Linked DNA regions of Homo sapiens: region 2 is linked to region 1. A link is a contact called in ENCODE Hi-C or POLR2A ChIA-PET data. All regions are on one chromosome and are shown on one strand. The core of a region is the stretch at or near the end of the contact, and the rest is flanking DNA. Distances in the headings are between cores, read along the strand shown. Region 1 holds the start of LIPE (lipase E, hormone sensitive type). Region 2 holds the start of BCL3 (BCL3 transcription coactivator).

Evidence for each region. A loop is a pair of places that touch in the nucleus more often than their neighbours do. ChIA-PET counts read pairs that join two places held with the same protein, here RNA polymerase II (POLR2A). Pooled maps may share reads with other maps.
Region 2: a loop to region 1 is called in a map with no recorded cell type, with 5 times the contacts of the local background. The contact joins the promoter of BCL3 here to the promoter of LIPE in region 1. A Hi-C loop is called at or near these places in 1 of 37 single-sample maps with no recorded cell type and 6 of 50 pooled maps. POLR2A ChIA-PET finds 5 or more read pairs at or near these places in 1 of 52 experiments (H1).

Annotation. Positions count from the first base shown.
Region 1 is chr19:42,425,276-42,429,967 of GRCh38, reverse strand. It overlaps LIPE (lipase E, hormone sensitive type), which reads left to right and starts at 2,580. Exons shown (of 10, transcript NM_005357.4): 1 at 2,580-3,701. The coding sequence starts at 2,819. CXCL17 (C-X-C motif chemokine ligand 17) reads left to right here. Exons shown (of 4, transcript NM_198477.3): 4 at 987-1,690. The coding sequence ends at 1,084. The region is part of intron 1 of LIPE-AS1 (LIPE antisense RNA 1); the gene reads right to left.
Region 2 is chr19:44,746,678-44,751,369 of GRCh38, reverse strand. It overlaps BCL3 (BCL3 transcription coactivator), which reads right to left and starts at 2,662. Exons shown (of 9, transcript NM_005178.5): 1 at 2,324-2,662; 2 at 1-143. The coding sequence starts at 2,579. RefSeq lists silencers at 2,424-3,013, 3,424-3,553, 3,614-4,093.

The DNA.
Region 1 (4,692 bases), core at 1,331-3,830:
TTTAACTCCTGGGCTCAGGCAATCTGCCCACCTCGGCCTCCCAAAGTGCTGAGATTATAGGCACAAGCCACTATGCCCGGCCAGATTTCTTAAAGGTGCCGACTAAGGCAATACGTATAGTATAATCTCATTTTTGTTTTTAAAATAAACCATTGTATTTATATACCAGAAGGTATGGAAAAATACGTAGCAAACTATTAACAGTGGTTAGCCCTGGAAAATGTGTTGTAGAGGCTGGGGTGGGAGGAGTCCTTTTACTTTTTACTGGATTTTAAAATTTTTTTCCACTGGATGAGTCTTATTTTTATAATTTTTAAAACTCTCATAAAAATTAAATGTTGGCTGGGCACAGTGGCTCACACCTGTAATCCTAGCATTTTGGGAGGCAAAAGCGGGTGGATCACCTGAGGTCAGGAGTTCAAGACCAGCCTGGCCAACATGGTGAAACCCCATCTCTACTAAAATACAAAAATTAGCCAGGCATGATGGTGGGTGCCTGTAATCCCAGCTACTCGAGAGGCTGAGACAGGAGAATCGCTTGAATCTGGGAGACAGTGGTTGCAGTGAGCCAAGATTGCACCACTGCACTCCAGCCTGGGCAACTGAACGAGACTCCATCTCAAAAAAAAATTAAATGTGAAGGCCAGGCATGGTGGCTCATGCCTGTAATCCTAGCACTTTGGGAGGCCGAGGTGGGTGGATCACATGACGTCAGGAGTTCCAGACCAGCCTGGCCAAAATGGTGAAACCCTGTCTCTACTAAAATACAAAAATTAGCCAGCCATGGTGGCAGGCACCTGTAATCCCAGCTACTTGGGAGGCTGAGGCAGGAGAATCACTTGAACCCGGGAGGCAGAGGTTGCAGTGAGTTGAGATCCTGCCACTGCACTCCAGCCTGGGCAATAGAGCAAGACTCCGTCTCCAAAAAAAAAAGAAATGTTAAAAATGGTTTTAACACTAGCCTCTCCCCTTTATTTGCACCCTAGGACACCAAAGGCACCACAGAAAGCCAAACAAGCATTCCAGAGCCTGCCAGCAATTTCTCAAACAATGTCAGCTAAGAAGCTTTGCTCTGCCTTTGTAGGAGCTCTGAGCGCCCACTCTTCCAATTAAACATTCTCAGCCAAGAAGACAGTGAGCACACCTACCAGACACTCTTCTTCTCCCACCTCACTCTCCCACTGTACCCACCCCTAAATCATTCCAGTGCTCTCAAAAAGCATGTTTTTCAAGATCATTTTGTTTGTTGCTCTCTCTAGTGTCTTCTTCTCTCGTCAGTCTTAGCCTGTGCCCTCCCCTTACCCAGGCTTAGGCTTAATTACCTGAAAGATTCCAGGAAACTGTAGCTTCCTAGCTAGTGTCATTTAACCTTAAATGCAATCAGGAAAGTAGCAAACAGAAGTCAATAAATATTTTTAAATGTCACAGATCAAAATTGTTTCCTTCAAATGGGGTCTGCCAATTCACAACCAGATGACCCATTTTACCCTATTCACTGCAGACTGAATCCAGATTCTACACATACTTATCCCCACCAAGACCCTCACTCTGTCTCCATTGGCCTACTTGTTCATCTTTCACTCATTCGACAAATCTTTCTGAGGTAAGAGCGAGGTGGGACAAAAAAAAAAAAGCATACCAATGAACCAGACACGGTCTTATTAAAGATAATATAGGTTTAAAAAAAAAACTTGGCACAGTTTCTTAGCACTTAGGCAGCCTTTGGTATTTATGACTACTATCATCACCATTACCACCATCATTATCAGTCATTGTCATCAGTGGTCACTGTCTTCTGTGAGTTTCCAATCTAGTACAGGATCATAGTTCAGGGCTAGAGAGATGGCATGGAGTATCTCAAATGCCATTCAGAAGGGCCTCAAGCTATAAAAGTGGGAAGGCATGACATTAGTTTTTAACATGAGAGTTAAATGATCAGAATGACAATATAAGGAAATTAAACTAGCAACCTGGCTGGGCGTGGTGGCTCACACCTGTAAACCCAGCACTTTGGGAGGCCCGGGGGCGGGGGGTGGGGGTGGATCACTTAAGGTCAGGAGTTTGAGACCAGCCTGGCCAACATGGCAAAACCCCATCTCTACTAAAAATATAAAAATTAGCCGGGCGTGGCAGTGCACGCCTGTAGTCCCAGCTACTTGGGAGGCTGAGGCAGGAGAGTCGCTTGAACCCAGGAGGTGGAGGCTTCAGTGAGCCAAAATGGTACCACTGCACTCCAGCCTGGGCAACAGAGAAAGACTTGTCTCAATAAGTAAATAAATAAATAATCTGGCAACCATTTGTAGGAATGAACAAAGAGGGAAATAATTATTACAACAACTACAGAGACTGCCCCCTGAATGACGCTTTCCTCAGACATTAGAAGGAAAGAGAAAAAAGGAACACTCATCCAGCATCTGGCTTCTGTCATCCCAGATGACACGGAGGCCTAAATTGGGATGCTTGCCTTATGAGAAGAAACATTTTAACGGAGTGGTGGGTGGGGTGGGGCCCTATTTATGACACAAGAGAGCAAGCCCCTCCCTTCTTGTAAGAGAGTGCTAGGCACATAGCCTCCTCCTATTCCTAATCCTCCCACCAAAGAAAGAGGCACAGAGTTCATTACTTAGTGGGGGCCAGCTGTGATCGGCCAACTGCCAGCTGCCTTAAAAAGGAAGACCAGTGATGCTAGGATGGAGTGAAACCCAAGAGGAAGTGCCATCATGAGGAATCAATGAGAGATCTGTGAAGAGAGAGGGCTGGGTGGGAGCCCAGAAGGATAGAACCTGGAAGATCAATATCTCCCGTGAGGGAAATAACAATGGAGCCAGGTTCTAAGTCAGTGTCTAGGTCAGACTGGCAACCTGAACCACACCAGAGGCCTATAACCCCGCTAGAGCCTGGGCCAGAAAAGACACCCATAGCCCAGCCAGAATCGAAGACTCTGCAGGGATCCAATACCCAACAGAAGCCTGCTTCAAACCAAAGACCCCTCACCCAGCAGGAGACCCCTGCACAACATGATGCTGAATCCCAGAAGGAACCTAGAGCCCAACAAAAATCTGCTTCACAAGAGGAATTTCTTGCCCCACAGAAGCCCGCACCACAGCAATCACCTTACATCCAAAGGGTGCTGCTCACTCAACAGGAAGCTGCCTCCCAGCAGGGACCTGGGCTAGGAAAAGAATCTATAACTCAACAGGAGCCAGCATTGAGACAAAGACATGTAGCCCAGCCAGGGCCTGGGCCAGGAGAGCCACCTCCAGCTCAACAAGAAGCTGAATCAACACCTGCGGCCCAGGCTAAACCTGGAGCCAAAAGGGAGCCATCTGCCCCGACTGAATCTACGTCCCAAGAGACACCTGAACAGTCAGACAAGCAAACAACGCCAGTCCAGGGAGCCAAATCCAAGCAGGGATCTTTGACAGAGCTGGGATTTCTAACAAAACTTCAGGAACTATCCATACAGCGATCAGCCCTAGAGTGGAAGGCACTTTCTGAGTGGGTCACAGATTCTGAGTCAGAATCAGATGTGGGATCATCTTCAGACACAGATTCTCCAGCCACGATGGGTGGAATGGTGGCCCAGGGAGTGAAGCTAGGCTTCAAAGGAAAATCTGGTTATAAAGTGATGTCAGGATACAGTGGGACGTCGCCACATGAGAAAACCAGTGCTCGGAATCACAGACACTACCAGGATACAGGTGAGTGTGAATCTGGAGGAATTGAAGCCTCTCAGGGACAGTCATTCATTTACTTAAAAAATACTAAAAACTTACGGTGTATCAGGTTAGCTCTGGTCATCCTTCAACAATCCTGAGATAAAGATCAACATCCCCATTATTAAAAAAAAAAAAAAAAAAAAAAAAGGCTGGGCGCAGTGGCTCACACCTGTAATCCCAGCACTTTGGGAGGCCGAGGCAGATGGATTGCTTGAGGCCAGGAGTTCAAGACCAGCCTAGCCAAGATGGTGAAACACCGTCTCTACTAAAAATACAAAAATTAGCCAGGCGTGGTGGCAGGTGCCTGTAATCCCAGCTACTCGGGAGGCTGAGGCAGAGAAACACTTGAACCCGGGAGGCAAAGGTTGCAATGAGCTGAGATCGTGCCACTGCACTCCAGCCTGGGTGACAGAGTAAGACTCCATCTCAAAAAAAGAAAAAAACAAAGTCTCACTCTGTCGCCCAGGCTGGGGTGCACTGGTATGATCATGGCTCACTGCAGCCTCAAACTCCTGGGCTCAAGCGATCCTCATACCTCAGCCTCCGGAGTAGGTGGGACTACAAGTGCACCACCATGCCCCGCTAATTTTTACATTTTCCGTAGAGACGTGGCCTCGCTATGTTGCCCAGGCTGGTCTCGAACTCCTGGCCCCAAGCAAGCCTCCCACCTCAGCTTCCCAAAGTGCTGAGATTACAGGCATGAGCCACCGAGCACCTGGCCAACATCCTCATTTTAGAAATGAGGACATCAGGTAGAAAATAAAGAAGTAAGGGTTCTTGCACAGGGCCATGCAGTTAGGAAGTGGCAAAGTCAGGATTTGAAGCCGGGGTCTTTCTCCCCTGGACCAGGCTGCCTCCCTATAGAGGATTTGGGGAAAATCAAATCCCAGAGTGGGAAGGCACTCTGAGCTAGGGACCAGGAGACCAGGAAAGCGGCCCTCTTGCCAGTGTTCATTCATCCATCCACAGAAAC
Region 2 (4,692 bases), core at 1,413-3,912, 2.3 Mb before region 1:
CTCATCTGCACGGGTGGCCATGGCGATGTCAGCAGAAAGGGGGTGTTCCATGGGGCACATCATGGGGTATAGGGGTGTAGGCAGGTTCACCAGAGGAAACGGGGAGCCCATGGCCCGAGTGGGGTACAAAGGCAGTAAGGCTCCTGGACAATGGAGGACAGAGAAGGGACATGGGTGAGGCCACACCCACAGACCCTCAACCCGCCCCCCACTTCTAAAACTTTGCTCCTGTGGTGTCACCTGCCCTTTCTCCTGGGTCCCTTTTGCATCCCATACAGGGTCCTCAGGGCCTAAAACAAACCCCCTTCCACGTCCCTCCTCTGGGCTCTGGCAGCTTCCTCTCCCTCTAGGGCTGGTCACCCTCATTGTCACTTATCTTCTGACCTCAATCTCCAATCAGACAAAGGGTCCCTTAAGAACAGAGGGTGCACCCATCATCACCTAGCAGGGGACCCCAGGGACTGTCTGCAGAGTGATTTTGTGGCTGATGAATTGCTGGGTGCAGGGTGTGGGATAAATGTAGAGTGGGTTTGGGGAGAGTGGAGGCAGAGAGGAGGTGTTACCAGAAGCCTGTTCAAATTGTTTTTGAGATGTAGTCTCGCTCTGTTGCCCAGACTGGAGTGCAGTGGCACGATCTTGCCCCACTGCAACCTCTGCCTCCCAGGTTCAAGCGATTCTCCTGCCTCAACCTCCCAGGTAGCTGGGATTACAGATGCTGACCACCACGCATGGGTAATTTTAGATCAAACTGTTTAAAAAGGGGCCACGGCAGGCCGGGCGCTGTGGCTCATGCCTCTAATACCAATACTTTGGGAGGCCGAGGCGGGCGGATCACCTGAGGTCAGGAGTTCAATACCAGTCTGGGCAACATGGTGAAACCCTGTCTCTACTAAAAATACAAAAATTAGCCAGGTGTGGTGGTGCATGCCTGTAATCCCAGCTACTCGGGAGGCTGAGGCACAAGAATCCCCTGAACTTGGGAGGCGGAGGTTGCAGTGAGCCGAGATCACGCCAATGCACTCCAGCCTGGGCGACAGAGCAAAACAAAACTCTGTCTCAAAAAACAAAAACAAAAACAAACAAAGGCGAGGGGACCATGGCAGCAGGCAAATCCATACCAACCCATCACACAGACGGGGAAAACTGAGGCCTGCTTTCTCACTCTTGGAATAGGAAAGCTGGGAGGCCGTGGCAGAACTCCTGATGCACATAGCTTGAGGCTCTCCAGCTGTCACGCTGATGGGGTGGAGGGTGCAGAAACTACCTAAAGTTTTGGGGCTCTGTAGAACGGCTCTCTGCAGCTTTGGGGGTCAATTGGGGATGGTGACGTGGCCACAGCTGTGGTAGAGGACACCCCTTCTTGAGATCAGGGATGGAGATAGGATGGAGAGAAGAGTGTGTGGTCTTCGTCATCTGCTGATCCTTGTGGGCCCTCTGTTCTTGAACTCCCAAGTTTCCAGGTCCTCGTATCTCCAATACCAGGCCTTGAGGCCTTGAGGCTTTCTGTCTGGAGACCCCTGAAATTTTCATCCTGCCTCTAAATTACCCAAAGTCTCAGAATTACCCAATCTTAGGATCCTCAGTCCCCTGATCCCTTCTGCCCACCTGATCTTGACCTCAAATAGGACCCTGATCACTTGTGGCCCCACATAACTGAGTACCCAGAAACCCGGGTCTCTGTTCTCCTGGGTCCTCAAGACCCCCTGGTATCTGGGTCCCTGGAGCTCTGGTTCATTTCCTTGGATCCTTGTGATCCCAGATATTGGGGTGCTCAGAACCCCATCTCTGTTTTCATAATGCCCATGTCTCCAGATATCTTGGTTCCTGAGATTGTGACATCCTGAGATCCTCAGTATCTGTCTCCTTAGAACCCCAGTCTCTGTTACCCTGACTCCCTTTGATTCTAATAATATCAGGATACAGGGAACCCCAGTTTCTCCAGCCCAGCTCAGCTTCCTCATAACGCTACACATCTGGCTTAAGAGCTTGTACTTTCTTGCCCCTAGGATACCAGGCTCTGTGCCCTGATTCCCTGACACCCCCATATTTGTACCACTGGGCATTGTCCCTGGCCCCCCCCCCCCCACGTCACTCAGCCCCTGGGCTTTGCCCCCCAGGGTCCCCAAATCCCCAGATCCCAAGGCACAGCTTACTGGCTCCCCGATGATCTCATATCTATATCCTTGGAACCTGGGCTTATATCCTCTTGTCCCCCAGGTCCCTGGAGAGACACCGGTTTGTGCCTCAAGCTCTGCCTCCTGGCTCTGGTGACCCTATGCTCTGTGTGGATCCCACCCGGCCCGGACCCTCGGGGGCCACTCACCGGGGTAGTAAAGCGCCTCCGGCCGGGCCAGGCCGTGGGGGGGCCCGGGGACCGCCGGCAGGTCGCAGCCGCCGCGCAGAGGGTCCAGGGGGACGACAAGGCCCGCAGCGCCGCGGGGAGCGGCGGGCTCCGGGGAGGGCGCGCGCAGCGGGCGCTTGCGGAGCGGCAGCGCGGCGCCCGGGAGTCCGGCGGCCTTGGGCCGGGTGCGCAGGTCCACGGGCCCCTCGTCCATGGCCCCCGCGGGGCATCGGGGCATGGGGCCGCCGGGGACGGCGGCCGGAGAGCGGCTGGGCTCGGCTGCACGGGAGGGTGGTTTCGCCGGGCGCCGGGACTTCCCCTGCAGCCGGCTGAACTGAAGGGACTTTTGTCGGCCGGGGCGGTGCCGGCCGCCCGCCTCCCCGCCCCCGGCCCCCCCGGGGCCACCCGTACGCCCCAGGGGTTTCCTGGACCCGCCGCTGCTCCCGCCGCTCTGAGGTGCAGCCTGCCCTGCGCCCCGCCCGCGCCGCGCCCCGCTTGCCCCCTCCCGGCCCGCGGCGCCTGGGGCAGCCAGGCCTCGGCGGGGGAGGGAGAGGAAAGGAGGGGTGGGGGGAGAGGAGGCGGGGTCGGGGGGTGGGGGGGTGTCCCCACCCCTGCTGCCAAGGGCCGCTCTCTCTGCCTCTGTTTTTGTCTTTCTGGCCCTATCTCTCAACATCTCTATCTCTGAGTCTGTAACTGTCTCTCTGGTTCTCCTGTCTGAGTAGGTGTTTCTCTCCGCAACCCCGCGTTTGTCTCTGTGTGCTCTGTTCCGTCTCTGTCTCTCTCTTTTGTCTCTTTGTGTCTGTCACCATCTCTCTGCCTCTCAGTTGCTGTCTGCTTCTCTGTCTCTCAGGAGGCCTTGGCATCTCTGGGACGGGGTTTGGAATCTCGGTTCCCACTTACTCGCTGGGTGACCTTGGCCAAACACTTCCCCTCTCTGAGCCGTTTCCTCCTTAGTGGGAGTGAAGAGACGCACCCGGGGCAGGGACTGGCACTCGGCAGGCGGCCAGGAACGATTCCTCTCCCTCCCCTCTTCCATCTCTGCCACTCCACGTGCCTCATCAGCTGTGGGTCTAAAGGGGCTGGGGGTGGGGTGAGGGTGGGGAGCGCTCCACTGATTGTGTCTCTGCACTCGTTGGGGGCCCTGCCCCCAGCCGGGGCCCGCGGGGCACCGGGGTGGGTGCTCGGAAAATCCTAGGTGCACAGAGAGAAAGAGACATGGAGACAGGCGCAGAGATCTTGAGAGAAAGAGAGATAGCAAGAGACACGGACACCAGGCCAGAGTCAGCGCGACCGAGGCCGGTGCTGCAGGAGCGGGGAGCAGTTTGGCTTCCCCCCGACTTCCCCTCCCACCTCGAGGAGGGGTTGATGGGTGGGGAACAGGCTAGGCGGGTTGGGGGCATGACTCAGGCTGGAGATGGGAGGGAGGGAGGAGGGAGGCGGGACTCTTCCCCGTCTCCTCCCCTCCTCTCCCTCTCCCCGCCCCGGGGTGGGGCCCCGAAGGTCCGGGGCTTTCCCGGATTTCCCTGGGGGCGGGGCAGCCGCTGGGGTTGAGTCCGGGTCACTGAGTCACAGGAGGCGGAGAGGGAGGCTTTGGGGACACAGGGGGCGGGGCATGGGGGCTGCACCCCGGACTTGCCCAGGGGGCACGCGGCGTCTCTCTGGTTCTCTCCCCCGGTCTCCTTCTGTCTTCGAAACTTGCCTGACCTCCCTCTGGTTGTCTCCTGCCCCGCCCTCTGTCTCTGTCTCCCCATCTCTGTTGCTGTCTCTGTGTCCCCTGGGACCTTGAAAGTGGGTATTGGGGCCCCGGGAAGGGACTTTGGCCGGACTCGGGCCCCACCCGAGTGGATCGTTAACCCAGGATGTGAGAAGTGGCTGTGTGGAGAGGCCTCACCCCTTCCCTTCCTTTCGACCTCTCTCTGGATCTCCCTTATCCCCCTTCATGGCGAAACATCCCGAGCACAGACCTGTGTTAATTCCACCTCCACCCCTTGCTCCCGGTGGGACCTCAGACAAGCCATCCCCTGCCTTGAGACTCAGTTTGTTCTTCTGGAAAATGGGACCAATGGCAACCCCTGCCTGCTGGTGTTGTGGGGGCCACAGCAAGGGAAGAGGGGAGGAATTCGGTTGGACAGGCTGGGGGCTGTGTTCCCTGCCCATCCAACCCCACCCCTGGGGACCCTCAGACACAGGAGAGGGGTGTGGAGCACTATCCCAATGCACAGAAAGGAAAGCTGAGGTTTGGAGGGGCGAGGCTTAGGGTGGGGACCCTCAGAGGTAGGGTGGGAAGGACACCCAAGCCTGTCCCACTCCTGGCATCCCAGGGCAGCTGGTGCAGTGGTTCCAACCTAGCA